6 separate regions of the Homo sapiens genome follow, and regions 2, 3, 4, 5 and 6 are each linked to region 1. The links are chromatin loops, found by intact Hi-C in ENCODE. Cell type or tissue: PC-3. All regions are shown on one strand.

What was found. Peaks named below come from ENCODE experiments on the same cell type or tissue, not always from the same donor. Only the 100,000 strongest peaks of a DNase experiment are listed, where the experiment ranks them.
Region 2: a loop joins it to region 1, with 9 times the contacts of the local background. A loop is called at or near these places in 86 of 110 quality-filtered maps.
Region 3: it touches region 1 in a loop (18-fold over the local background); 39 of 110 quality-filtered maps call a loop at or near these places.
Region 4: it touches region 1 in a loop (10-fold over the local background); 7 of 110 quality-filtered maps call a loop at or near these places.
Region 5: it touches region 1 in a loop (5-fold over the local background); 8 of 110 quality-filtered maps call a loop at or near these places.
Region 6: it touches region 1 in a loop (3-fold over the local background); 2 of 110 quality-filtered maps call a loop at or near these places.

The regions. Positions count from the first base shown.
Region 1 is chr1:70,507,475-70,512,474 of GRCh38, reverse strand. No RefSeq gene overlaps it. Among named protein-coding and RNA genes, the nearest start is that of CTH, 99 kb to the right of the region's middle. In PC-3, a CTCF peak has its summit at 2,187 (motif pointing right); a DNase peak (open chromatin) is centred at 2,264; H3K4me3 peaks cover 559 bases; H3K27ac peaks cover 598 bases.
Region 2 is chr1:70,130,628-70,135,627 of GRCh38, reverse strand. LRRC7 (leucine rich repeat containing 7) reads right to left here. Exons shown (of 27, transcript NM_001370785.2): 27 at 1-5,000. Among named protein-coding and RNA genes, the nearest start is that of LRRC40, 72 kb to the left of the region's middle. RefSeq lists an enhancer at 1,188-1,482. In PC-3, a CTCF peak has its summit at 2,502 (motif pointing left); a DNase peak (open chromatin) is centred at 2,497; H3K4me3 peaks cover 895 bases.
Region 3 is chr1:70,434,049-70,439,048 of GRCh38, reverse strand. CTH (cystathionine gamma-lyase) reads right to left here. Exons shown (of 12, transcript NM_001902.6): 10 at 3,872-3,924; 11 at 223-361. Among named protein-coding and RNA genes, the nearest start is that of CTH, 25 kb to the right of the region's middle. In PC-3, a CTCF peak has its summit at 2,258 (motif pointing left); no DNase peak of the experiment used is centred here.
Region 4 is chr1:70,031,984-70,036,983 of GRCh38, reverse strand. LRRC7 (leucine rich repeat containing 7) reads right to left here. Exons shown (of 27, transcript NM_001370785.2): 19 at 752-863; 20 at 360-540. It overlaps LRRC7-AS1 (LRRC7 antisense RNA 1), which reads left to right. Exons shown (of 2, transcript NR_187366.1): 2 at 1-1,018. Among named protein-coding and RNA genes, the nearest start is that of LRRC7-AS1, 7.8 kb to the left of the region's middle. In PC-3, a CTCF peak has its summit at 2,376 (motif pointing left); a DNase peak (open chromatin) is centred at 2,363; H3K27me3 peaks cover 441 bases.
Region 5 is chr1:70,250,564-70,255,563 of GRCh38, reverse strand. It overlaps SRSF11 (serine and arginine rich splicing factor 11), which reads right to left. Exons shown (of 12, transcript NM_001350605.2): 12 at 2,512-4,956. The coding sequence ends at 4,759. Among named protein-coding and RNA genes, the nearest start is that of SRSF11, 32 kb to the right of the region's middle. RefSeq lists a silencer at 1,441-1,641. In PC-3, no CTCF peak of the experiment used is centred here; no DNase peak of the experiment used is centred here.
Region 6 is chr1:70,329,143-70,334,142 of GRCh38, reverse strand. All of the region lies in intron 2 of ANKRD13C (ankyrin repeat domain 13C), which reads left to right. Among named protein-coding and RNA genes, the nearest start is that of ANKRD13C, 23 kb to the left of the region's middle. In PC-3, no CTCF peak of the experiment used is centred here; a DNase peak (open chromatin) is centred at 1,962; H3K27ac peaks cover 1,169 bases.

The DNA.
Region 1 (5,000 bases):
TTTTCTAAAATATTTTTTATTTTTATCAAAGTAATATATGAATATAGTTTAAAAATAAAATAAGATCAAAGGCTCATAAAGAAAAGCAATACTCTTCCATGAAATCTCTCCTCACTCATCTAACTCATTCTCTAAAGGGAAACACTTGTTAATTCCTTTATTTATTTTGGTTGTTTATATCAATTCTCAAAATAGGCTGCTTTTTTTTAATCTTGCCATTTATTTTTCTATAATACATGAAGAAGTTAGATCTCTTCTACTGTCTTCCATCTACTCTCTATCTTCCTCCCAACACAGTTATAATAAAATTTTTATTAAAGTTGTTAACCTCCATTTACAGCTTTAGGAATTTGTGAAGCTAAGAAGTTTACAATTTTATTTCCTTTCCTGTATAGATTTCCTGGAGTTTCTCCTTGTTGTTCTTTTGTTCATACAATGTATTTTTCATAATGCATTGAATAATAATAATCCTCCTTTTTCTAAGGTTTATGGGATCTGATTGTCTATAAAATCTTCATTTTTTCAGAGAAGCTTCTTGTCAGGCTTCTTGCATGATTATCATCCTAAGGACTTTCTCAGACTGCCTTTCTGAATCTCATCCTTTTTCTCTGTTTGTTTACTTCTTCATTTTTCTGGGGTATATTTTCATGAAACTTCACTGAAAATATAAGTCATTCAGGGCAGATACACTCTTACACACCTAAAAATGCATTTGTTCTGCCACTCCACTTGAATTACAGTTTGATTGAGTATAGAATGCTTAGTTGAAAGTCATTTTCCCTCAAACTTTGAAGACCATTGCTGCTATCTTCCTTGCATCTCCTAGAATAATTCCTTACACATATTTGCACTCAATAAATATTTATTTAATGTATGAATGGATTTGATATGTTTTCAAACCTCTTTTTAATTCCCTTCGCTTGCCTGCCATATCTCTGGCTTTACGTTTATTTTATTTTTTTCTCTTTTATTGTTGAAGTCCCCTCCTGATCCTGCCCCACCAAATATATAGTTATTCTTCTTTGCCTTTTCTGTTTATGAAAGAAGGTTTTAAAAGTTTGTGGTTCTCAAAATATGCTTACCCCCACCAGAAGATTCAGCATCACCTGGTAATTTGTTAGAAATGCAAATTTTCTGGCTCACCAGGCTTAGTGAATCAAAAATTCTGAGGATAGGATGGAGAAACCTGGTTTAATAAACCCTTCAGGTGATCCTAATGCACGCAAAAGTTTGAGAACCACATAGACTGAGCCATGACTTGCAGGCTTTACTTTGGAGTTACCTGGAGAGGAGTGAACATTCACACAGCGAGATCTTTTCTATGCGACTGTTTAATTTCTCCAGAGAAGAAATCTTGGGTCTCTTGCCCAGAGGGTAGGTATCTAACTGCTAGTGTTGTGTTGGAACATTGAGAGTGGGACACAATGACCCATATCTCTGATAGGAAGACAAGATAAACAAAGTGACTTTTAGATCATTATAACTGCTATAGTTTTGAACAGGAAGCCCTTGTTTCAATTCTCTAAAAGGCCTGGTTATATGGCCACTAATTCAATTTCCCACATTTCCTTTCTTAGGCATCCTTTCCATAAACTCTTATCACCTGAGGTCACCTGAGTGTGTCTCTGTTCTTGCTACCTGCAAGAACCTGACAAATACAGTTTGAAATTACAAACACTTTATCATGATGTGCACGATACGAATTACTTGCAACTCAAAAAAACTAAGCAAATGGCCGTGCGCGGTGGCTCACGCTTGTAATCCCAGCACTTTGGGAGGCCGAGGTGGGCGGATCAGTGGAGGTCAGGAGTTCAGACCAGCGTTTCCAACATAGTGAAACCCCGTCTCTACTAAAAAATAAAAAATTAGCCGGGCGTGGCGGCGCACGCCTGTAATCCAGGCTACTCCGGAGACTGAGACAGGAGAATCGCTTGAACCTGAGAGGTGGAGGTTGCAGTGAGCCAAGATCACGCCATTGCACTCCAGCCTGGGCAACAGAGCAAGTCTCCGTCTCAAATAAAAAAAAAAAAAAAAAAGAAAAAGAAAAAGAAAAAGAAAAGAAAAGAGAGAAAAGAAAAAAAAGAAAAGTAAGCAAATGTGACATAAAAGGTTAGAAAATAACAAAATAATTTCAACTCTGCTTTAGGAAGCACATTTTATATATTTCCCTCAAGGACCACTAGATGGCACTTTCTGCTCTGCTTATAATCACTATTGACTCTTCCCCTGGAGCAAACCATTAATGAAGTTCCTTTGGCTTCTTGCAGAACCTTCTCAAGATCTTGCTAGAGAATGATTGTATTTTGGTGACTCATTCACTTAGTTTTGCTGTATTAACAGAGAATTGCATAATGTCTTGCAATTGTTCACCACTCTGTCACCAATTGCATCTATTTTTACTTTGCCCAGTGGGAAGTCTAAATACTAAATTCCAAATTCAAAGAACACAGCACAGTTGTTTTAGTCTAGGGTTTCAGTAAAAAGTAAACTAACCCTATGGCTCTAAGGATAATTTCCCGCTTGCAGTAGGGTTCAATAAAATGAAGTCCAAATTAAAGATGTTTCCTGCAATGAATACTAGAAGTCCCCTACAGAGTAGTAACAATGATTCTTTGAGATTTATAGAAATTTTATTCTTGAAAGTTTAAATAATATGCAAATAAATATTTCAAAGACCAACGGAGACATTTTTTTCTTATTTGAGAGGATTTCCTAAAAATTTGTCTTCAAAATTCTCCTTTAAGTTTTACTGCTCCTAAAATCAGTTTATTGTCCAGTCTCAGTGGCTTAAGCCTGTAATCCCACACTTAGGGAGGCTGAGGCAGGAGGATCATTTGAGCCCAAGGGTTTAAAACTAGCCTGGGCAGCATGGTGAGACCCTGTCTCTACAAAAAGTAAAAGAAAAAAAAATGTAGCCAGGCTTGATATTGCACTCCTGTAGTCCCAGATATTCAGGAGGCTGAGGAGGAAGAATCTCTTGAGCCCAAAAGGTAAAGGCTGCAATGAGCTGTGATTGCACCATTACATTCTAGCCTGGGCAACAGTGAGAACCTGTCTGAAAAATAATAGCAATAATAATATTAAAAAAAAATAAGTTCATGCTTCATGCCATCTGGCCAATCTTTATCCAACCTCCATCTTAAACTGAATCAGGAACAGAAAAGTATTCATAGAGAAAGGCTCAGGACCAGATGGCCTCACTGTTGAAATTTCCCAAACATTTAAAGAGAAACCAGCCCTACTCCTTCACAAACTCTTCCAAAAAAAATAGAAGAGAACATTTTTCATTTTATGAGGTCATTTTTAAATTAATACAAAAATCAAACACTTCAGAATAAAATATGAATGCAAAAGTTCTCAAAATTTCCAACAAAATACTAGAAAAACAAATCCAGCTATATGTAAAAAGAATTATACATCACGATCAAATGAGATTTATTCCATGAATACAATGTTGGTTGAACATATAAAAGAATCAATAACATGTAATGCATTATATTAATACAATAAAGGACAAAATGCACAGGATCGTCTCAAAAGGTGCATAGAAGCATTTCAGAATACTCATTATCCTAAAAAAACAAATAAATAAACTGAACTGGGGACCCCTTCTCAGTGGTCTGCATACCTCTCTCATGGCACTTATCACACACTGTTTTAGCATTATTTTTCAGTGAGTTATGTTATTCCTTCTTTAGAGAGAGCAGCTGTGTCATAATCATTTCTATACCTTATTTCTGCAGTGGACATTTTTATAGTGCACAGTGGAAAGTCTAGCACAGAATAGGTGTGCAATAAATATTTGCTGAATGAAAGAGTGAAGTTTTTCTTTACCATTTTAAGCAGGGAGAAACCAAGGCATAAAAAAATTGAAGGGACTTTCTTCATTCCAAATTCTGGAAGCCATGGTTTCTAATTGCCCAACTAAAGCTATCCCAAGAAACCACAATTCCTCATAATGGATTGAGGAGAAGACTGTACTTATTCTTTTCAAGCTACTATAGAAAAGCAATCCTGGCTAGCAGATTAGGGTCCGACATCTCTCAGCAAAGAGATGTTAGGATACCACCAACTCTAGGAGTTTTGTTTTGGTGTTTGTTTGTTTGTTTGTTTGAGGCAGGGTCTTGCTCTGTCACCCAGGCTGGAGTGCAGTGGTGCAGTCTCAGGTCACTGCAGCCTCGACTTCCTGGGCTCAAGTGTTTCTCCCACCTCAGCCTCCCAAGTAGCTGAGACTATAGATACAAGCCACCATGCCTGACTATTTTTTTTTATTTTATTTATTTATTTATTTATTTATTTATTTATTGGTAGAGACAGGTTTTCATCATGTTGCACAGGCTGGTCTCAAACTCCTAGACTCAAGCAATCCACCTGACTTTGCTTCTTAAAGTGCTAGGATTACAGGCGTGAACCACCGAACCCAGCCACTCACTGTTTACCTAATATGAACCTGGCATTATACTAATCTGGGTTGGTATATAAAGATGAGTACATATACTAAGCCAATTTGGCTAGATTAACAACTACTCACTAGTTATTCCTTTGATCATCATTTTTTATATACCAATGTGAATAGTCATCTATCTCATAAATAAAGATATATACTTGATTCCCATAGCTTGATAGGGATGGTGGGGTGGACTGGCCTATCATGAGAATTCCTCCAAATCAGGTTATCAACGGAAAAGGTCTCCTACCCACAATCATGGATATTTGGATCCACAGGGCAGTGTGAAACTGTGACTTGGATAGACCATATACAGTTAAAGAGCCATAGGTGGAAATACTAACATCACAAATTCAAATGCCCTTCCTTAAGGAGACAAGGTTTTTCTGAGTTTGAATTTTTGAGGCCCTAACATAGTCTGCTATAATCATAACGTAAGATGAGTTTCTGTTACTATTCCATCATCACAGATGGTTCCTTTCGGATGGCGCTGCTCTAGAGTTTGAATTTCTGGTCTTTGACCTTGGGCAGTTTTCTGTTTTGTGAAATATGC
Region 2 (5,000 bases), 380 kb after region 1:
TGGATATTCACTTATTTGTCAGGGAGGTGACACAGTTGGACAAGCAGCACCCTTGGAGTCGGGGTTGGGGAGGAGTGCGTGAGATGTTTCAAAAGGATCTCAGTGCATTTTAAGTGACAGCTTCTCCTGCTCTCTTCTCTTCCCACAGCTGCTGGGGGTCCTGCACCCCAACCCAGCCTAGATGATATTTCCATTTGTTGTACCTAAAAGCAGAGCTTTTTACATCTTTACATCTTTACCTCATGACAGAACTAAAAAAATGATGTTTGTTCTACAGTATGGCACGGAGATGGGTAAAAAAGTGAAAAGAATAAGCCACAAGCCCCCGTGCTTTGAGGAGATGATCATAGCCTGCTCCTGGGGAACTATGCTAGTGGCTGGATAGCAAGCACTGACCTAGAGGTTGCTCCTAGGAATAAAAAATTAAGATTATCCATAGAAGACAAAGAAAAAAATACTTCGCTAATAGTGGATACCAAAAATCTGAGGTAGTGCAAAAGAAAAGAAAGGAAAAAAGAAATAAAAAGCGCAACTGGAATACATACATACAAACTTTCAAGACGTTTTCTCTTATACTCTTCAGTAAAATTCTATGTAATTTTCATTCTAGTATTTAAATAGTTCTGGATTTTACAACTAAACCTATCATTAAAAGGTTATGGAAAATAGAAGGAATAAAAAAGATGAAATAGAACATCAGGCAAATCAAAAACTCAAAAGCTGTATCCAAAACAATGGTGGACACCTGCCGTATTTGCTTTAAAATGGGTGGCACTGTTGTGTACAATTTAAATTTGTTAAGGAGATATTTAACTTCTCTGAAAAGAGAGGAAGAACACTTGGTAAACAAACCCAAAATGGTGCACTAAAATTGGCAGGCTTGAGGTCAGAAAGAACTTACAAAATATTAACCCCCAAAGAAGGTTAAATTGAATTTGCTAAGAAAGAGTATTCTGTATTAGTATCTGGTGATCATGTGGCTAGAAGGAAATTGTTTTTTTTGGAGGAAAACACCAGAGGATATAAATGGCTTCACATAAACTTTGGGAAAGAACACCTTGTCTTCCCTCTACCTTTGCTCCGGGTTGGAAGAAAAAAAGATTAAATGGTTGGCAGGGGAACACCTGAAACCCATATAAGTAGGGCTTTGATGGAATTAGCAAAGAAGAAGCTCAGACCAGGAGGCTGGCTAAGCTGTGAGGGTGAGGATATAATTAGCTTAGAGGAAGTAAACAAAAACATTTGGCCTTTTTAGCAATGATCCAGCCATCAGAGGCCCTGGAATTTCAAATGACTAAGAAGAACCAAAATAGCTTGAGGACACATGTCACCAAGGCCGCCAGGGGTTCTCTGCCTTCAGCACCCAGATATTCCCACTGAAAGGAGAGAGGCTGGGGAGATTGCAAACTACCTTGGGAATCCAATGATCACTTTGTGAGAGACATTTTGAAATACATTTCGAAATACATTTCTTATTCACTTCATAATAAAATAAAATCTGATTGTCATATTATGCTGATTACTCATACACATAAATAAAATGAAAAATTAGGCGTTTATTGTAGATGCCTAGTTATTGCCAGATGGAAATAAAGCTATACCCAGATGCACACATATTCAGATTGGACTAGTTTTAGAATTACATAAAGAAGGCTAGGCAAACTTAACCACAGTTCCTGATGTTTAAGTTTTGGAAAGTTAACTTTAAAAATAAATTTTGAGTAACTTGAGACAAATCTATTCCCACATACTTGGAATGGGCATACCTGAAGGAAGTGTGGCTAAAATAATGGGAGATAGGAGCAAAATATTTGGAAAACACAAGTTAGAGAAGAACTATTAAACTGGTGGGTATAATAATTAAACTGAACAATTAAGGAACATCAAAACTTTAAACAATCAAGCCTCACTGAGAAAGTGGTTTCTGTCTCATTAGGTTTTGGGTGATTGATACAATCTGAGAGGTTTAGTAAAAAAACATATAAACTGCCTAAAATAAGCTCAAAGCTCTTGTTTTTTTCTTAAATTGTGTAAATTTAGAGCATTGTTTCAAATTTTCTCAAAGGAGAAAGGAAAGGGGTGTTGTTAGCAATTGTATCAGCACAAGGGGCATAAAAACAGACTGTGTAAGGCCATCCCAGCACTTTGGGAGGCCGAGGCGGTCGGATCGATAGAGCCCAGGTGTTCAAGACCAGCCTGGGCAACATGGAGAAAACCTGTCTTTACTAAAAATACAAAAATTAGCCGGGCGTGGTGGTGCATGCCTGTAGTCCCAGCTACTCGGGAGGCTGAGGCAGGAAAATCGTTTGAACCCAGGAGGTGGAGGTTGCAGTGAGCCGAGATCGCGCCACTGCACTCCAGCCTGGGCGACAGAGCGACACTGTCTCAATACAAACAAACAAAAAACACCCACGACAACAACAAAAATCGGACTGTGCTCCCCCAAGCCAGAGAATTGCCAAGGCTGGGATTTAAAATGTAGATATGAGGTCTCCATCTAGTGGTGGCTCTTCTGAACTGCAGACACATGTTTCTTTAAAAGAGTATGCGGATGTGTACAACTAAATATGAGGATAGTATTTGTCAGAGTTGAACGCAGTAATTTAAACTAGAGGATTTTATTGAGATGAAACACAATTTGTTGCTTTATAAGGGTGGGTTACAGAGGGAAATGTTCACCCCTTCGCTCCAGGAATTTAAGAATAGCATGAATCCTTCCCTGAAGATAGACAAATGAACCAGATCCTCTCAAGGTCCCTTTCTGTCTTATGATAGGACAATAATTTTGCTCCTTTCTCCACAGAGCTTTTACCTGTAGCCACACTGTCTGACATTAGTCTTTATTTAAGAAAAGTACGGCCGGGCGCGGTGTCTCACGCCTGTAATCCCCGTACTTTGGGAGTCCGAGGCAGGTGGATCACGAGGTCAGGAGTTCAAGACCAACCTGGCCAAGAAGGTGAAACTCCGTCTCTACTAAAAATACAAAAAATTAGCCGGGTGCAGTGGCAGGCGCCTGTAATCCCAGCTACTCGGGAGGCTGAGGCAGGAGAATCGCTTGAACTCGGAGGGCGGAGGTTGCAGTAAGCTGAGATCGTGCCACTGCACTCCAGCCTCCAGCCTGATGACAGAGTGAGACTCCGTCTCAAAAAAAAAAAAAAAAAAAAAAAAAAGAAAAGAAAAGAAAAGAAAAAAGAAAAGTACTCTGGTAATTTTTAAAAATGAGATAACTTTTTTCCTTGTTCTGAGAAGTTGTATGACTAAAGCATTACCTATGACGTTAGACAAAAATAGTTTCTAGAAATGAATAGCAATTAAACTAAATATATTTCTAATATGCACCTTATTTTTCACTGTAAATTCTTCTTTTGACATCTGGAAGAGCAGGAGGGAAGGCAGAAACCAAGAAGAGCTGAACGATTACTCCTCTGGCCAAGAGAGAGCAGAGAGAGAGGAAGGGAATTCAGGGCTGTCTGAAGAAGGGGCATGGTCACCAGAACGAAGAGACTGGAGGATATGCCTGAATCTGATTTCTTTTATCCAGTTCCTCTCTGATTCTCTGTATCAGTCCTCTATTGCCCTTCTTTTGTCTTTCTCATTCTTTCTTCCTTAATAACTTATTAATTCCCCTCTTTCCCAGCCCTAGTCTGTTCTTGTTCCTTACTCACTCATTATTCTCATTATTCTAAAATGCTCTTACTTAAAAATATTTCATTAAAGTACTCTTACTATTCTAAAATATTCTTACTATCCTAAGATAATGTCACTCTCTCAATTAATATTTCACTTTTCCAGTTCATTTTTCATTTATTTTTGTTCAAAGAGACATTGGCATTCTTTTACCCATGTAAATGTATAGACACTGGGCTATAAGATACCAAAGAGTAGGCCCCTGGAGAGTTTGAGGCATCATGCTATCAAAGACAGCAATGGTGGCTGTTTCCTTCAAGATATACTATGACTTTATCTAAATCTTTCTAAATCAAAAATTTTATGAGAAGAAGACATAATTAACTTGATAGTTATCAAGTTCTCTTTATACAAAGAAATTAAAAAGCAGAGGTAGAATAAGAGTAATTAATATTAATAGTATAAGTAAAAGAGTCAATGACAAAACATTTAATGTTTCGGAATATTTCACTCAATTCTGGAGTTACTTAGCTATGAAACCCAAATAGAAAGACATGGGAAATAGTTTTGTGAGAAAGCTAGGACAGAAATGTTTTACTTGAAAGGAAATTAAGGTCCCATGAGGTAATAAAGGGATTGTGGTTAGGAGCTTACCAACCTGGGGGTCTTAGATATCATTAGATTCCCAGTTAGATATCATTTTTGTTTTAAGGGGCTGGATTCCATTTTTTGTCCCTTCAGGGGAAGGATCTAATGAAGCCAAAGATCATGGCAGTATAAATAGCATGCTTTCTTTCTACTTTGAGATCAACAGGCCAGATTCTATCTCTATAAAAGTTTGGGAGGGGTAACATGGTTTTGTCAAGGTAACCCTGATTTTTTTTCTGTGCTCTATCTAAATAGTTAATCATATCAATTATATAGCTTTTACAGTGGCTTGATAATTTTGGCTGAACTATATGACATCTTCACTTTAGGGATATAGGGGGTGGGATCTATTCATGAAATGATGCCAAAATGCAGTGTGTAAACATTGTCATGCTCAACTGTGGCCAACAGCCTGTAGACAGACTATTCTTTTATCTACTTAAAGGACGGGCAGCATTTGGCAGCAGTTTGATTAAAATTTAGAGCTAAATAGGTAGGTGGAGACCCCTTTCTCTCAACTACACTTCCGTAGCCTCGTCTCTCTCATGACATCTTTTATTCTTCCCTCCACATCCAAATTGTAAAAATTGCTTAGGTAACGTAATCTAGTGACAATGTGCATGACTTCTTCTCAAAGAGAAAGGAAACCCAATCAAATCAAAAGGATAGATATGGTGTGCTCCAATTAAATAAAAGCCACTTCTTAAACTTTTTGAATGGTGTTA
Region 3 (5,000 bases), 73 kb after region 1:
TTCAACTCCTCAAGAAGTCCTTTTTCTGAATACTACCATCCTTTAAATATGCACTTTGACTGAGCTCCCTATACGTTTATTTATACACCTGGTCTATTACAGGAACAGAAAAGCTTTAGAGTTCACAGTGAGACCACACTTTGTAAATATAGTGACCCCCCATGCCCAAGATAAAGCAGACACACACACACACACACACACACACACAATAATAAGACTTACTGCTGCCTTCAAAGCTTGATCTAGATCTTCCAGTAGGTCTTCCTCATCCTCTAAGCCCACAGAAAGTCGAATCAGTGTGTCACTAATTCCAAGGACATCTCTGTCATTCTTAAGAACTGATGCATGAGTCATGATTGCCCTGAAAGAAGACATGAGCAAATTTTTGATCACTATATTGTGTCAGTGGAGGCATGTTTCTGTCTCATAAACTGCAATTACCCTCAACATTTTTCTGGTCCAAATATCAAATTTTGCATACCCCTATAATTCACAGGCAAAAAAAGAGAAAATTACGAAACTTATCTCTTCTAGCTATGATTTTAAATGAAAAGCAAGATTGTTTTTATCCTGTTTATACCATTGGTAAGATATGCTCAATCCAAATACTGAAAGTGTGTGTCAAGTACCCCCATGCAGTAGGGTAAGGCATAGCCTCCCCAATGTGTATATTTTAATACCTGCCTAAATGAAGTTTGGCCAGAAATCATGTACTCCATGACCAACCTACTGGATTGCTACTTATAAGAGGTCTCTTGGACCAAGAGCCTGTCATAATTAGTTTCCTCTGAATCAATCCAGAGCTAGACCTTCTGAGGCACATCGGAGAAAGATGACCAAGAATCACTAGTAGCAACCAGTAAGCATTCAGAATTCCACAATATAACTCCTGGCATAGAGGCCTGGAAGGATTTTTCAAACGATCTAGCAGCCCATTACCATCATCAACAGATGTAAAGGAAAACCACCCATAATATGTCAAGCACTGCAGTAAAAATTGGGAAACCAAGAAGAATGAGATATTTTCTTTAACCTAAATAACAAAGCAGGAGGTAAAAGCGATGACAATTCACAAAACAAAATAGTCTATATAAACAATGCCAAACAAGTATAGACAAAAAGACTGCCAAGTTCCAGGGAAGGAGAAATTTCTGTGAAGAATAATGGAGGAGAGGTTTAGCATCTTACTTAACCCCAGTATGTGTATTACAACCAACACTCTTCCTTTCCCTGCACACCACCAGCAAAATCAATACCTAAGCTGCTTTCTCCTCTCTTACATGAGAGCCATGGGGAAAAAAAAATCTCAGCTGTGGTCTGAGTGATGGATATCTTCCTTTGTCACTTTACTAAAGTGTTGTTTAGATACAAACATCCATCTTAAAATGTTCTGCCCTGGGAGACTCGTAATTCCTTAAAAGAGTGTGTACATGTAGAAATAAGAACTCAGGTCTCAGAGACCAACAAACTTGGGTATGAATCTTAGCCCTTCCACATACTGCCTATGTGGCCTTATAAAAGTTACTCATCCTCAGTGCCTATTTCCTTATCTGAAATAATAATAGATGCATCTACTGTGTGCTTACCATGAGACAGATACTCTACTAGGTGGTTTGTGTGCATTAATTCATTTTTTTAATGAATAAAAATTGGATATAACACCTGTCTTAAAGGTTTGTCACAGACATTAATTTGAAGGAACATGTATAAAGCACTTCTAAGCACTTGGAATGTAGTAGAGATGTCTAATAAAAGATAATAGTTCATAGTAGGTGCTAACGTTTATTGGGTACTTAGTATGAACGAAGGCATTAGCTTAGGGATTTTTTTCCCCATGTTCTCGCAACAAACCTAAGAGCTATGTAGAGTGTTGTCCACATTTTAAAATTGAGGAAATTGAGATTTAGGGAGGATGAGTAACTTTTCTAAGGTCACAGAGTTACATGTGTTGTGAGGCTGGGAGACTAAGCTAATACACATTAGCTTCACTTCCTTCCTCCCATATTGCAATGCTGCACTAGTAGCAGCAGAGTTGGGAGACACAGAATGAAGGGTGATAGAACAGACAAGCCCTGACCTAAATCCACTCATCCTCTGGCATCGGGGTTATAGCCTAAACCAGAGTGTCTGGGGGCCAAGCAACTTTAAACAAAAATCCCTAAATAAATCAGGAGAGATTTATTTTAAGACAATTTTTTAAACAAGAGAGTCTTAACGTAATACACATTTCATTACTGTGAAAAACAAACCCATTTCACATGCTGAGTGTGCCCTCTTGTGCATCCAAACTTACTAGCAGGCATCTTCCGGAAAGACTAACAAAAATCTGCGTTACATGAATTATTTCAAGTCATTATTTAGACATCTTTTTTTTTTTTTTAACTTGGTGAGACTGCCTGACTTTTGGTCTAACTGTAAACTCCTATACAAAGACAGAAAATAGGCCTAAACTTTGGTGGGACCTGACATTTCTCCACACAATGCTTGCAAAACAAGTTATTCCATAAATGTTTATAAAAATGAAGACACAGAAATACACCGTATACATTTAGTACAGTTAAAAATAGTTAGGTTATGATGTTGACTTAACCCTGCAGTAATTACAACATATGGTCATAGTAGCATATAATAAAGGTAATATATATATCAGGAATGCTTGGGGGGACAGGTAATCAATAAATGATAATCATTAATTTTTTGTTGTTGTTTTGGTTCTTTTTTGAGACAGAGTCTCGCTGCATCACCCAGGCTGGAGTGCAGTGGTGCGATCTTGGCTTGCTGCAACCTCGGCTCACTGCAACCTCCATCACTTGGGTTCAAGCGATTCTCGTGCCTTAGCCACCCAAGTAACTGGGATTATAGGTGTACACCACCACACTCGGATAATTTTTTTTTTTTTTAGGAGAGACAGGGTTTCACCATGTTGGCCAGGCTGGTCTTGAACTCCTGACCTCAAGTGGCCCACCTCGGCCTCCCAAAGTACTGGAATTGCAGGCGTCAGCCATTGCACCAGGCCGAAAATCATTAATTATTAATCTCATTTTATGTGTTAAAAAATGGAAGTTTAAAGGTTAACTAATTGGTGGAAGCAGATCTCAAATCTAGATCCAAGCACCTTTTACCTCCCCTCACTGTTTCTGATGCAAATCCAAGAGTGAAGCTGCGAACACGTTCCTGTGTGACACTTGAGTCAATCAGCTCAACTTTCTGGATCTTTGTTTCCTTGCCTGTAAAATAAGCTGCTGGACTGTATGATCTTAGACTGCTTCTTGTACCAATATCCTCTGATGCTTTGAAAAAACTAGATGAATTGATTGGGTTAGATACTGAAGGGCCTGGTACCAAGTTAGGGTTTGGATTTATCTTGTACACAACATGAAGACATTAAAGGTTTATCCTACAGAGAACAGAAAACAAAAGATTTGACAGTATCTAGTAGGGCTGTTCTCCAACAATCAAGGGCATGGAGGAGTTTCATCAGAGACACATTTTCTGTTTCCCAAAGAGCCTTGAAAACAGCTTTTCTAGTACAAAGTCTCCAATCCCCTCTAAGGCTGAGTAGGGTAGAACATGTGGCCCTTGCTTAGAGGTCAGAGATCAGAGATCCTAGAATACAGTTACTGCTGGAATCTCTTTTTGACAGAGCAGGGAAGGAAGCAACATTTGGGAGGACACCGCTCACTAACAAGAAGCCCTCCATGAGATTTTATCAGGGTCTCCATCTTGACAGGGTTAGAGTCCATTCTGATTAATGTCCTGCTATTCTTATTGTTAAATATCTTGAATTATCCCTGACCTTATCATATTTCTTTCCCAATCATTAAAGCTGACATCAAATTTAAAATACTGAGAAAAACAGAACTATACTTACGGAAGCTCAGCAAGGCTTTCGAATCCTCCCAAGCTCTCGGCCAGAGTAAATAGCTATAGCAAAGAAAACATGAATTTAGATTTTCTAGTAAAATAAAAATACTAAAATCTAAAAATAAATGTTTTTAGGCCAGGCACAGTGGCTCATGCCTGTAATCCCAGCACTTTGGGAGGCCAAGTCAGGCGGATCACCGAGGTCAGGAGTTCGAGACCAGCCTGGCCAACTAGTGAAACCCCATCTCTACTAAAAATACAAAAATTAGCTGAGCATGGTGGCACGCACCTGTAATCCCAGCTACCTGGAAGGCTGAAGCAGGAGTATCACTTCAACCCAGGAGGTGGAGGTTGCAGTGAGCCGAGATCATGCCACTGAACTCCAGTCTGGGCAAAAGAGTGAAACTCTGCCTAAAAAAAAAAAAAAAAAAAAAAAAATTATTGCATTTGAGACTTTGCTCTGTGGTTACCACTTAAATAAAAAAATCTCTAAATGCTTCCCAAGTTATACATACTTCCTTGTTAATATATATCACTTATGAAATACATCCTTTAAATCCCTGCTGGAATAGGGGAAAAAAAAAAAACCACTGTTTTTATGTTGAGTGTGATAGTGTCATAAAACTTTACAAATGTTTTAAAAGTTACTTTGGTAAATGTATTAAATTAAGGTGACACCAGGAACACTTTGACTAATCTGGCAGCTTTCTGTTAATCTATTCTGTAGTATATAAACTGCATGAGCTCAAGGTTAAGCCCAGTGTATGGAGTTGGACAGGCCTCTTGCTCAAGGCCCCTGAGAGCCTCCTCCTGGCTTTTTGAAAATTAGACAAAGGCCTCACCCCAGTCAGATGCAGCTTAGGAGGCACAGGGTTTGGAAAGCCATTCACAGGATGGATTTTAGAACAGCCCTTGTGCAGTGCACTAACTGCACACTACTTCGAGGTTTTACCTATTTCATCTGAAAAAAGGGGTTCACTTTTAAATAAATGCATTAGAATACTCTGTGTCTCCAAACTGATTGTAGTATGTGGAGAGTTAAGTAAGTGAACATATTTAGATGTCTGCTACATTGTTGTTTAAGTTGTTTTCAACCCAATGCATTTCATGATAAAGAGGTTTATGAGTGTAACCTG
Region 4 (5,000 bases), 480 kb after region 1:
CCTAAGTGTTTTACTGGCATTTTATTTTAATTCATAATGCCATTTTGTATGTTAAAACATCCATGTCTCATCAATAAGTATCAGTGGGCAAACACATTTTTTTTTATTTTTTAAATTTTTTGTTCTACCATCTCATCCTGTTAACTCCTACCATGTCTTCCTTAACCAATGGCCTCTCCCTGTAAGGTGGATTCATCTGTTCCTGGCAGTCCCAGGCGAACAACATTTGCTTACCTGCCCCTTCTGTCTTCTATGCCACTTGTGTGCCGAATACAATTCCAAAATTAAGAAGATTCCATTTTTTAAAAAGTTGCTGAAAATAAACGTTTGGGAACAAAAGGAGGGAATTCTAAACACACCTGTTACCCCACAAAGAATTATGTACTGCATCTTTAGCTGTTGTCTGCAAGGACCCCACTTTAACCCGGGTATTAGAGGATCCTGAGGAAGCCTGGGAAGGCGAGTAGTCTGAGTAAGTGCCTGAGGAAACACTGTTATTCAGACAGTGAGTTTTGTCAACTTCAGACTCATCAGTTGATTCTGAAATTTAAAGGGGAAAATGTTATAATGCTATGACACTGACAATTACACGGAAAAGCAAGTATGAAAAATGGAAACCATACCGATTAAGGTTAGAAATGCATATTTGTAAAACATTTGTATAGAATATGGTGTATCATAATTTACAACTGGCGATTCATCATGCACATGCATTTGTAGCATATTTTCCACATTGGGTTCACAGTGTTACCTTTTTTGTCCTTCCCTAGCAGAACAAGTTTGGGTGGGTACAGAGGGGTCTCAGCTAATGAAGGGTGAAGTTCCCCAATCCTCATTTCATTAGCTGGATGAACAAAAGAATCCTGAGAGATATAATAATACAGGACAAGGAAAGTAAACATTTAAACAATGGTTAACCAAAGTGGCAGTATCTTTATTTGGCTCAGATTAAAAAATGTGACTCTAGAATTCAGTTCACTGTGAGGCACTGGGAGAAATAAACCATATGTATCTCTGAGTTAAGCATTAAATTTTTTTTTTCTAATGTAAGTGAGTCCATTTATTCATCAATTTTTCTTGCATGTTGTTTATATGCCTGGCACTGTGCAATGAACTGTGGAGGTTCCAAAGAAAGACAAAATGTGGCTGGTGCCCTCTGGGAGTTTATAATCTAGTTGGAGAGATGAGCTATAACTCATTAGAACACCAGACTGAATTATGATAAGCCATATATGAGCAGTATGATTCACACAAATATGATATATACACATGTAATTGTTCTAAGTGGTTAACTCTAAGAGTTTTAAGAGGAAAGTATATCACTGACCAATTAAGATTTTTTTTTTTTTTTTTTTTTTGTGCATCCCTAGCTACATTACTTCACTGTCGGGTCCTATAAATCCTGCTCTTCCCACCGCTTTCCTCCTAACTTTCTACTGTATCCCAAGTGATCATCTCCTCAATTTCTCAAGTTCTATCATGTGTTCTTCCAGAGGTTCCTGGTTTTCTCACACCTAATCTAGCATACTAAATCTTCATTCTATATCCCTTCTTTGAGTGTAACGAGCAACATCGATACACGACTATAACTTCATAATGACAAATAAACATGTAGAAAACCCAAGATTTTAAACTTCCACAATTCAAATTACTATTTTCAGTTAACCAGGCAGGGTGGAGAGCATTAGGGGAAGGTAAAATACCAAATTCTCACTTTCTTCTAGATATAAAAATGCATTATCTATGCCCATAAGTAGTGATATATATTTATGCATAGCAGCTATCGTTATGTCTTCTTTTCCCTTAAGATTAATTTTAATTCAAATGAGAATTTTTCAGCTTTTTAATTCATTAGTATCTTGTGAGTTTGGGGCACTAATGTAAAATATTTAGAAATATTTTGTTAAATCAGAGAAAAAAATATACTTGAGGACAAAAATATTGTAAATTTAAAAAGTCCTGTCTTAAAACTAATCGGTTGGTATAATGAACAGGCAGAAACTCTTACTATAAATTTTATATATTGCCAAGGACCCCCATAGTGACATGCTCAGGTCTTTGGTTATTGCAGAGAAGCACATCTTGGTTTAAGTTCTATCTTTTGGGATTCTTTTGGGTTAGGTTTGTATGGAAATATTTGCCTGAAAAACCTGGGTATATCTGTTACTTGTTAATTTTTTAAATAGAATATTTCAATAAAAGAAAAGGGAAAGATCATTTAGTCCAACACTTTTGTTTTCTAGAGGCGGGTTCTGAGACTCAGCTTAGGCCTAGGTTACACAGATGATTAGACGAAGATCCAGCACTGCAGCAGGATTCTCCTGGGCTCCATTCCAGTGATCTTTCCTTACCTTGTGCTGCCTCCTGGTGAGCTCAGCTGTGAGCACACAAAGAACTTAAAATGAGGTATCAGATTGCAAAGAGGAACAGGAAAAGGAGTAGAATGGAAAATTCAGTAGTTGAAGAGGCTATATTTGCTACTCAAAGGTGTTCTATGTGATACTGTGTATGCCATATTGCCTATCCTAAGTAAAGCTCATTTTTCACACGGGCTTCACAGAGGAAAGATAACTACTCAACAAAAGAAATTAATCGCTGACTTTTTTTTTTATAAATCCTTTTAAAGAGGCCATATTTTCTTTATTTTGATTGATTTTGAAAATTATTTCAGAGGGTACATATTATTCATTTTGATTGATTTTGAAAGTTAGTTCAAAGATTTAGCATAAGAAATGTATGACAGTTTTAAGGTGACAGAAGGGAGGATAAAAGCCTTTATATACCTTTGGAGAAATTTATAAGAAGATATGAGTTTGAGAAACAGTACCCTGAAAGGCATAAAATATGCTGACTTGCCAAAAAATTTGTTACAAGGTGTCATATTTTCATCCTATTTCTATTTTTATATTTTATTAATCAGGTCACCTTGGGCAAGTCAGTGTACTTCTCTGGGCATTATCATCATTAAAATAAAGGTAATCAGTAATAGGAATTAGTGCCAATTCCTGTCTAGTACTAACATTCTATGAATCTAAAGGTAAGTTATTTGTTGAAATAATAATTTAAAAATATTCCTATGATACCTAATTACAAGAATGGGAATTTTGTTTTATTCAAAAGAAAAACAAAAATAGAATAGAAACACAAAAAAGCAATCCAAATAGCTGTACAAGTACAGAATGTTAACATAATTATGGGTTTTGCTTTTTTCCCTTATGTTCTACACATTCAGTACTCAGGTCATCTTGTTTGTATTGATTCGACTTTCAAACTTGTATACCAAAATTATGACCGGAACTCTGCATGGTAGCTCTGGTTTGACTCAGGTTCAAGTTTCTGATCCTGTTTCAGAATTTCTATTGTGAATCAAAAACAGCCTTAGTGACCAGGAAGAGAGGATGATTATCAGCTAATTATGAACTTGTATTTCTTCTTAGAAGGACATTATTGAAACAAGAATGATGAATTTGCACTGATCTGAGTAGATTCTCTTACCCTTATGAACGAAGTGATGATGATGATGATGACAATGATGATAATGACGACAATGATGATAATGGCCATAAATTACATGGCACTGATTACATCTGCTGCGGTGCTACTATGCTAAACACTCTATCTATATTATCCTTGTTAATTATTTAAAAGACAACCTTATTTTTTATCATTATGTGGTATTTATTTATTATCATCATTTTTTGTTCTGCAGATAAGGAAATGGAGGCTCAGTGAGGTAAAATCATAATTCTAAGTCACAAACCTAATAAGTGGTAAAGCCAAGATTTGAACTGGGATCTGCGCTACTCAAAGATCTATGTGATACTGTGTATGCTGTATTGTCTATCCTGAGAACAGCTCATTTCTCACATGGGTTTCACAAAGTAAAGTTAACTATCCAACAAAGGAAATAAATCACTAATTTTGTTTCTATAAATTCTTTTATAGAGGCTAGAGGAATTGAGTTCCTTTTGGAAAAGTGGGCAAAGTTTTGGGGACTACTTCTACGGGCAATGACAGAGGAAATTTTTGGTAGAAAACAGAATTTAGTGGGGATTCCATTGTAAGTACATTGAACCATATTTTCTTTCTGGTGAGGAGACAGAAATGAGAGGGAAAGAAAAGGTAAAATGTCCTTTTTCTCACAATTGCCCTTCCACTGTTCAAACTGCATCTTGGCTGCTACTGCCATAAAGAAAAGAAGCCTCAGGAAGAAGTCAAAGGAAAGAAAGCAAGCTTATTTCTGAGCTTTTGAGAGTCTAGGCCTAGCATGAATAAAAGTAATTTAAGGAAAATTTTGAGGGTAATGGACAATTCTCTGTTACTGGAAGAAAGATGTTCCTCTATAGAAAAAAATTGGGCTGAGTCCCCTAACAAAGGGAAAAATGCAGAACATTTTGGGATGGTGAACAGGTATCTTGGTAGTTACTTGCAGAAGGATTAAAGGAGGATGGGGAAGGAATTGGCACATAATTCTCTTGAAAAAGAAGAGGGAATTATTTACTGTAGGCTTCCTCTGTGTCAATAACTGTGCTTGGAGCTGTATATAAATAGGTGTTACCATATTTTCTGTTTTGTGCTTTTTTTTTTTAAGATAAAGAAACCAAGGATCAGAAAGGTTTTAGAGACTTGACTTGTCAAGGTCACAAGGTGGAGCCAAGATTTCAATTCATGTCTGCTAGATTTAAAAGCCCTACCCCTTGATTCTCAAACTGTACTCTGAGGCACCCATGGGTGTTGTTGCAATTAACAGGGACACTGTGAGTTACATTAAATGTTTGAGGGAAACAAAGCAATAATTGACATTAGACAGACACTGTGCAAATGGCTAGCTTGAGGTAGCTCTCAGTTACAACATTAGATCGCACATTCTTTTTGATGAAAATCCTTGGCCGGGAGCGGTGGCTCACGCCTGTAATCCCAGCACTTTGGGAAGCCAAGGTGGGTGGATTATGATGTCAGGAGATCGAGACCATCCTGGCCAACATGGTGAAACACTGTCT
Region 5 (5,000 bases), 260 kb after region 1:
GATGGTCTCAATCTCCCGACCTCGTGATCTGCCGGCCTCGGCCTCCCAAAGTGCTGGGATTACAGGCGTGAGCCACCGCGCCCTGCTAGAAAGTAATTTTTTAAATTACATTTTGGGATAACTGAACGTGAATGATATTAAACATCATTTGGAACATTCTATTTTTTGTGACCCTAGACCTTCAATTTCTCATGCGCAAACCATATTTTGGCAAACTAGCTTTTTATTTTTATTTATTTTTTGAGACAGAATCTCGCTCTGTCACCCAGGCTGGAGTGCAGTGGAGTGGGGTGGCGTGATCTTGGCTCACTGCAACTTCCGCCTCCTGAGTGCAAGCGATTCTCCTGCCTCAGCCTGCCAAGTAGCCGGGATTACAGGTATGCACCACCATACCCGGCTAATTTTGTATTTTTAGTAGAGATGGTTTCACCATGTTGGCCAGGATGATCTCGAACTCCTTACCTCAAGGGATCCACCCACCTCAGCCTCCCAAAGTGCTGGGATTACAGGCGTGAGCCACCGCACCCAGCCCTAACTAGCTTTTTTTTTAAAAAAGACATCATGGTACTAATTTTAGTGACAGTGCATTGCAAAAATAACCTTTAATAAATTGAGAAATCTGAGAATGATGTGAATGTGTCACTTCCATTATTTTTGTAAGAACATTTTATTGGTCACCTAGAAATATTAGTCATATCAGACTGTAAATTGTCTTAAGACTGCTAAACATCGGCCGGGCACGGTGGCTCATGCCTGTAATCCCAGCACTTTGGGAGGCGGATCACGAGGTCAGGAGACAGAGACCATCCTGGTCAACATGGTGAAACCCCGTCTCGCGTAAAATTACAAAAATTAGCTGGGCATGGTAGTGCATGCCTGTAGTCCCAGCTACTCGGGAGGCTGAGGCAGGAGAGTTGCTTGAACCCGGGAGGCGGAGGTTTCAGTGAGCCAAGATTGCATCACTGCCCTCCAGCCTGGCGACGACCATGACAGAACGAAACTCCGTCACACACACACACACACACACACACACACACACACACACACACACACGATTGCTAACCATCTTCTATGATAAACCTTAAGTATATTCTAAAGAATATTACCACTGATAAAAGAATTGTCATGGTACTCACCTAAGATATTTTGCTAAGAATGTCTAAATAAATTTCACATATACTTTGACATAAAATGAAAATGGGAATAGAAACAAAACTGAGTAAAACAGGTTGAAATTCAAAATATCTACCACTCCAAAAATTGTCTCATTGAGAAATTTATAAAGGTACAATTACTACTTCTGCTAATAAAACCTTAATAGACATTCTGAATGCTTTTAAAAGTATGAGTAACAATTCCATTACACCCATATTTAATTAAAACACAACCACATGTACTTGATTAGAAAAAATAGAAGCACAGGGATGAAATGCATTAGCTGGTTTTGAGGCAGACTGAGGGAAAAGAAATCTCAATTCCATTTGAAAAGATGTGTATCAATCTACAAACAGCATGCATGGATCCAACCCTTCATCTAGTGCCCAACTGAGTGATAATTTTGCTAGAGATAAATTTGATGTATTAATACTGTAATCTGCATGACATAAGCTGTATAATGCACACTCCAGAACCTGACTCAGTTTTAAGATGTAGCTCCAAGGTTAACAGTAATTTTTATCCTCTCCTTCCTTTTCCCAAGTGCCTATTTGCATTTTTCTGTCTTCCATGTATAGAATTGCCACGAGGAAACTTACCTAAGATCCATCTTCATGAAAACAGTTAAGGGCAACACAGCCTTTTCAATAAAAGGTATGCAATTTATTTTGTGCTTTTAACATTACCCCCTACACAAATTATTAGTTACATAACTTTTAAGGGCCCCATAATCAAATAGCAGCTATCATTTAATGTCCCAGGCACCAAAGGCTACATTTTAAAAATTACTGTTTTACAGATACAGATGGGGTCTTGCTATTACCCAACCTGGAGCGCAGTGGCATGATCATAGTTCACTGCAGCCCCAACTCCTTGGGTTCAAAGTGATCCTCCTGCCTCAACCTCCACAGTAGCTAGAACTACAGGTGTGCACCACCACACCTGGCTATTTATTTTTTTGTAGACAGTGTCTTGCTATGTTGCCTAGGCTGGTCCTGGGCTCAAGCACTCCTGCCTTGGCCTCCCAAAGTGTTGGGATTACAGGCATGAGCCATAGTGCCCAGCCAACAACTTTTATATGCACTGGGAAGCCAAAAAAATTCATGAACTGCTTTATTGTAGTCTGGAACTAAACCCACAATACCTCCGAGGTATGTCTGTACTTTGCAAGGTAGCAATCACTTCCATTTTACCCGTAGGAAACTGAAGGTAAGGAACACAGTTATCTCCAGCTCTATGAAATAAAGACCAAATGCATGACTGGACTCTTATCTTTCCATTTAAAAAAGCTCATTGTATAGCTACCACCTCTCGTTCACTCCTAAAGGATTTAAGCAAATAAATAAGGACAAAACATTTTTCTAACAAAAACCACTTTTATTTTTAAATCAATTTACTATCAAATACACAACAGAACTCGGTGTGGAGGCAGTGTTTGATTTCAACTGGTTATCTGTTAAAAGGCTTGTGTCCCAGTGCAACACTACCTTTGTGCAGAAAATGTTCACTGAAAATAAATATCCTAAGAATGGATAATCTTCACTGTAGCATCTTGTCAGTGGCACTACTTTTAAAAAAATGATTCCCTTTAGAAAAGCTAGTATATTTGTATTCAGAGATTACAAGTGAGGGAACACACTGTGAATATTAGGTTTACCATATGTGAAATTTGTTTTTGACTTACAAAAATGCCCATGTCACATGGTTCACCTTTTATCTACTAAAGTTTAAAACAAATGTCATTTGTGTTGAACTTTGTTTTTTAAAAATGCAGTGATTAGGACCATTATTAGAACTTCTTTTACTCACTATAGACAATTCTTTTTGATAAAATCTTTAAAAAGTTACTTACTACAAACTGTAAAAACAATGCTGTTTTTCTATATGGCATTTCAGTTTTTAGGTTAAAAAAAACAAAACAAAACCCTATTTATACTCAAAACTTGGATAAAAGCTACAATTCCAAGTCTCATTTTCCCTTAACCCCAGCCACCCAAACACTACTCATTTCATAAATGAATACTATTTAGTACTGTACAGTAGATACATATTGACAGCTTCTATACTACTCCAGAAAGGCAAATATCTGTATTTCACCGAAAATATAAATTTGCTAGATATAGGTGGGATTTGTTTATACTAAAGTTCATTGCTTTATCCAACCCCATTCCCACACAAAAAATAAGCAATAAAATGATACTAAGCTAAGAAAAGGACTATTTTGGATAGAAATTAAATCATTTTTGACAATTTTGATGGCAATTATCACTACAGTGATAGACTTCCTCTTTTTACTATACTGAAATATGTGGACAGAAAGGGAAAGAATTTGTAAAATGAATGAGGTAAATGTCATACATTCAGTAGCGTAAATAAATACAAATACGGTTTTACAGGAACATGAACATAAGTTTAAGGGTTTTATTATCAAAGTCTTGTAAAACAATTTCAGAAACTGTACATCAACATGGCACAGACTGTAGCCTACTTTTGTTTCTACTGCACAAAAGTGAAGCTTGAAACTTCTGTAACTAAGAAAACAGTTGCCTACTTTGCATATATAACATGAAATCACCGTGTGCATAAGATTACTACTGCAGTAACACAAATTTATTGGTTTTATACAACTTGAGATCAAATAAAGGTACATTATCAAGTAGATTTGTCTTATTTTAAAAGCGTATGAAGGTCAATTTAAAATGCACTACCCCTTTTTTCCAACACGGAGCTTAAAACAAATTAATGAAAGAGTGGAAAATTCAAAATAAGGGCAAGAGATAAGGTTTTTTTCTTTTTTTCCTTTAAGATAGACTCAGGATAGGTAGATAGCTTTCACTGATGTAGATGTGGAATAAATTATTACTTCAGGAAAAAAATTCCCAAACATCTTATGAAAAAGTATACAACTCTACTTCAAAATATGCTATTTACTCACTGCCAAAGACAGTTTTATTTGAAATCTTGTTTCTGTATTTAAACCCTAATTAGCCACCAAAAAAGGTTAGTGCATAATAACCTTTCAAAGTTAAACAAAAGCCACAAAAATTTTGCCACAAGGCTTAAAGGATTATCTATTTCAAATGCTCATTTCCAGATGTAACTATAAGAATGTTAATTTGTCATGTCAACAAACAAGACCATAAGTAGATCCATCATGTTGGAGGATTTTAATGACATTTAGGATATTCTTGCCACAATAACATGCAATCAGTGCATTTCCTACATGGCTCTATTACGGCAATGAATCAAATTATAGAAATACTATAAGTGAACTTACTTAATAAAGGATATCATACGACATAAACAATCCATGCCTGCTGTAGATGCATGCAGCTTTTCATTTTTGTTATGAAGCAGCACCAGAATAGTAAAACTGCTTGGTTACTCAATCAGATTTCACCATGACAAGAATTGGTTACCTCGTACCATTTTCTAAAAGCTTTTTGATGTAAATAACTAATATGAGTAACAGGAGCTTTATAACCATTTATAACTCAGAGCTGTATACATCTAGGTTTGAGATGAACAAATACAGCATTAAGAAATCACACAAAGGAATGACACTGATGCAGGTATACAGTTGGACTCCCTCAGAGGCAATATTCAGTCACTCATATCCATGTCTTCTTCATGATGATCATCCCCATTCACTTTGGATTCTCTTAGTGAATCACCAGTTCCCTTTTCCACAGAACATTCCTTTGTTTTAGGGGAACCTGTTTCTATTGGTTTCTTCTCTTCTTTTTTCTCTTTCTCACTGTCATACCCCTGTTCCTCTTCATCATAATCCCGTGTAACCTGCTTTGCCAAGGAGAATAATAAAAGTAAACTTCTCCAAAGAAAAA
Region 6 (5,000 bases), 180 kb after region 1:
TATGTTGCCCAGGCTATTCTCAAACTCCTGGCCTCAAGCAATCCTCCCTCCTGGGCCTCCCAGAACACTGGGATTACAGATGTGAGTCACTGTGCCTGACCTTAATTTTTATTTTAATTCTATATAATTGGTGATTCAAATCTGTATCTTCAATGTTATAGTTATGGCTTTTTTTTCTTCTTAACAAGTAAGATTAACTAGAGTAACTTCTAAGTAAAGAAGTATTCATTAAAAGGCTACATGTTAGAGAAACTCAAGAAGTAGGTACCAGCCAGGTCTCAGGAAGAGTGGGAACCAAGATGTTTGGAGGAATCAGTCATTCTCCTATTTCCTTATCATCTTTCAATCTCTTATGGTGTGTCTGCTGTTCTTTATATCTGCGGTATTCTCCTTTTTCGTGATTGACTTTTCCTGTTTACTGAAATTGAACAGACCTAAAATAATTCTTTTAGGATCCTAAGTTGACTTTCTGGTGTTCACTGCTAACTAGATGGGTTTCTTAGGTTCGCAAATTTCTGAGCAAAAAGTTTGATTGGTCCAGTTTATCTCAAGCCAAGCCACAAGTGATGGGTGATGGCAGACTTATGAATTATCTGTCTTTAAGATAGGTATTTGCTTCTGTGAAATTAGCTTTAGCTAGACTGACTTGGGTGAGATTTGGGGGTAGGAGAGGGAATCAGGAATACAAAGGAAGTATGTTTACTTTAGCAGGAATGTGGATAGGGCAGGCCATGATTGACATCTCTAGCAACCTTGGTGAAAATATGTCAGATACAGCCAGCTGAATTTGATCAATAAAAACTTGCGCTTTTTTTTTTCAAAGAACATTGGATTGGAACTTTAGAAAATAACTAGAATTTATTATTTACAATATACCAGATGCTTTTCCTAGTACTTTACACGTATTTACTCATTTAACTCTTACCACAACCATGTGAGTGAAGTACTATTATTATCTCCATTTTATGGAAGAAAAACATTAGCCCCAAAACTTGCCCAGAGTAAAGTAGCCAAGTTTTAATTTCAACTTGGGAGTGCCTGGCTCTAAAATCTATTTTAATGGTGTATTGCTTTGCCCTCTTTTTCACTGAGAACCATTCAGAAAGGATATGGTCTGTATCAAAGTTGGCCAACATGCAACTTGCCAAATCTGATTGCTATTCTGGAATCCTTCCTAATTTAGCACTTTAGTAGTTAATATGGATTTACCAGGATTTGAATGTGAAATGAAGCCTATCTGCCATCTCTGTTTGAGGGTTCTAATTTTATTTTATTTTTCCACTCAAGTATATTCTCACAGAGGGTATTCTAATTTTAGATAGATGTACTATTATGCTTCATCATCGGTTTATATCAGCCTGTTTTAAAATGTATTTCAGCCAGCCGTGGTGGCTCACGTCTGTAATCCTAGCACTTTGGGAGGCCGAGGCGGGCAGATCACTTAAGGCCAGGAGTTTGAGACCAGCCTGGGCACCATGGCAAGACCCCATCTCTACTAAAAATACAAAAATTAGCCGGGCATGGTGGCACATGCCTGTAATCCCAACTATTTGGGAGGCTGAGAAAGGAGAATCACTTGAACCCAGAGGCAGAGGTTGCAGTGAGCCGAGATCATACCACAGCACTGCAGCCTGGATAACAGAGCGAGACTCCGTTTCAACAACAACAACAAATTAAAATATATTTCATAAAACATTAGTTTCTTTGCATCCATTGAAGTACAGGAGAAAAACCACATTAGTTTTATGGGATATTGAAAGGTATTTAGAAGAAAATAGAGTTTCCAGAGCAAATCAATTTGAAAAATATTAGGTAAATAAAAGTTAAAAAGTTTTCTTTGTTGTGGAACTTGTTAGAAATTTGATATGCTAATATGCATTGTAATGTTTCAAGTTGGGGCATGTGTTGGACATAGTGGTCAGAGTTCCCCACAGTTATTTGATGTTTGCTCTTTTTTACAAGTATCTTGACAGATTACAGTTCTGTGGGATGTATTTTGGGAAACACTTGGTTAGATGATTCAGGATCTGCAAATAATGTTGGTATTTGTTGTTTCTGAATCCTTTTCAAATAGAGTAGACACAACCAATTACATACTGATCCATTAACATTTTTCCAGTTGTGCACCCTTTTTTTGCTTTTTTTCTTATGATCTTTATGTATGTGTTTGTATAATTCTCTTTTTAAAATAACTCAAACAAACTTGAAAGTCTGTTGATATTTTTTATATTTGGTTGCACAAGAGTGAGATTAGAATATGTAGTGGAAAGTAAAACATCTACTTTATACTTAGTGTTCCTTTTTTTTTTTTTTTTTTTTTTTGAGTCGAGTCTTGCTCTGTTGCCTAGGCTGGAGTGCAGTGGGATGATCTCGGCTGCAACCTCTGCCTCCTGAGTTCAAGCGATTCTCCCACCTCAGCCTACCTAGTAGTAGCTGGGATTACAGGCTATTTTTTGTATTGTTAGTAGAGACAGGGTTTCACCATGTTGGCCAGGCTGGTCTCAAACTCCTGACCTCAGGTGATTTACCCACCTCAGCCTCCCAAAGTGCTGAGATTTACAGATCCACTGTGCGTGGCCTACTTAGTGTTCTATACGTTGCTTTTATATTATGTCATTGTTCAGCCTAGATAGTCTATTCCCTTTTATCTTCTTTTAAGATACACTGTACCTTTAGTGATTTCATTTAGTAGTAGCTGGGATTACAGGTGTGTGTTACCATGCCCGGCTAATTTTTCTATTGTTAGTAGAGACGGGGTTTCACCATATTGGCTAGGCTGGTCTCGAACTCCTGACCTCAGATGATTTACCCACCTCGGCCTCCCAGAGTGTTGAGATTACAGGTGTGAGTCACTGCGCCTGGCCTACTTAGTGTTCTATACCTTGCTTTTACATTATATCATTGTTCAGCCTAGATAGTCTATTCTCTTTTATCTTCTTTTAAGATACACTGTACCTTTAGTGATTTCATTGTTGAAGGGCACGTTCTGTTTCTGTACTTGTCTATAAACACAACAAAATTTCCCAGGGCGTTCACGTAATATTTTGATTGAGGTAAAGAGAATCTTTTATACTTCTACATGCTTTCCTTCTCTCACTCATCTTAACCTACTGAATAACGTTAGTTTTTCACCACAGAAGACTGATTTTTTTCTGAATTTCTGAGTCCATTGACTAATATTAGTAATGTCACGTGGGAGGTTATTGAACTGTGGATTTGGATGGAAATGAAGAATATTATACTTAAGTAAGGAAGGTTTCAGGAAGTTTTACGAGATGATATAGAAAAACTAATCTTTAATTCTTATCCTTTTGGTTGAAAATATGAGAGAAAGGTTTTTCAAACCAGTTGCTGCAACTTTTAATTCATTTTCAGTCTTTTTTGGATCTGCAATTTTTTATTTTTTCTTAAAGTAACTTTAGAATTAATATGGTTTCTAACTTTAATAACTGTAGATATTCTGTTGTTTCCAACTGTCCTATTTTTCTCACTGGTTCTCTCTATATTTGATCGTCTTTATAGTTCTTACTTATTAATGTGTGATTTCTTTTTTTTTTTTTTTTTTTTTGGTTTGTTTGTTTTTTTGAGACGGAGGCTCACTCTGTCACCCAGCCTGGAGTGCAGTGGCATGATCTCTGCTCACTGCAACCTCCACCTCCCAAGTTCAAGCAATTCTCCTGCCTCAGCCTCCTGAGCAGCCGGGATTACAGGCGCATGCCACCACGTCCAGCTAAGTTTTTTATTTTTAGTAGAGACAGGGTTTTGCCATGTTGGCCAGACAGGTCTCAAACCCCGTACCTCAGGTGATCCACCCACCTTGGCCTCCCAAACTGCTGGGATTGTAGGCATGAGCCACTGTTTCCGGCCTAAATGTGTGATTTCTATTCCTCATAATTTGCGTTTTTCACAGTCCTTGCCTTGAGTTCTTCCTGGCACATTTATGCATTCTTTAAGCCTTAGTGCTTAGTTGTTAACTACCTTCTTTTCTTATTATGCATTGTTAACATTACTGAGAGAAGACATTCGATTGATCTGGTTGTTTTTTTTTTTTTTTGAGACGGAATATCGCCCTGCCACCCAGGCTGGAGTGCAGTGGTGCATCTCGGCTCACTGCAATCTCTGCTCCCTGGTTTCAAGTGATTCTCCTGCCTCAGCCTCCTGAGTAGCTGGGATTGCAGGTGTGTGCCACCACCCTGGCTAATTTTTGTATGTTTAGTAGAGCTGGGGTTTCACCATGTTGGTCAGGCTGGTCTCAAACTCCTGATCTCCTGATCCGCCCGCCTCAGCCTCTCAAAGTGCTGGGATTACAGGCGTGAGCCACCGTGCCTGGCCACCAGTTCTTTTTTTTTTAAATTATAAGACTATGTCATAGGTTATTAGCATATCTATGATTATCTGATTTTTTGTTAGTTGCTAATCTCTACTTCAGTTGAGTTGTGACTAGTGCGTGAAGGGCATCTTTTCTGCTGGGTCTGTGGCATATCAGAAACATTGCTGATATGTGTCTAGCACAATGTATAAATCTTACATGAATTCTGAGGTATTCCTTTAGCTATTGTTGTGCAACCTGCTTTTTAATATTTTTATAGTATCTTTTTTTTCTTTTTCTTTTCTTTTTTTTTGAGACAGAGTCTCACTTTGTTGCCCAGGCTGGAGTGCAGTGATGCAATCTTGGCTCATCACAACCTCCACCTCCTGGGTTCAAGTGATTCTCCTGCCTCAGCCTCATGAGTAGCTGGGACTACAGGCGTGGGCCACCATGCCCAGCTAATTTTTGTATTTTTAGTAAAGATGGGGTTTCACTATGTTGGCCAGGCTGGTCTCGAACTCGTGATCCACCTGCCTCGGCCTCCCAAAGTGCTGGGATTACAAGTGTGAGCCACTGCTCCTGGCCTATTTTTTTCTTTAATGATTTTTTTGGTTACTAATACATGCATGTTGAAACAGTTGAAATCATACAATACATAGATACATAAAAGCATCATCTCTCTACTTTTTTT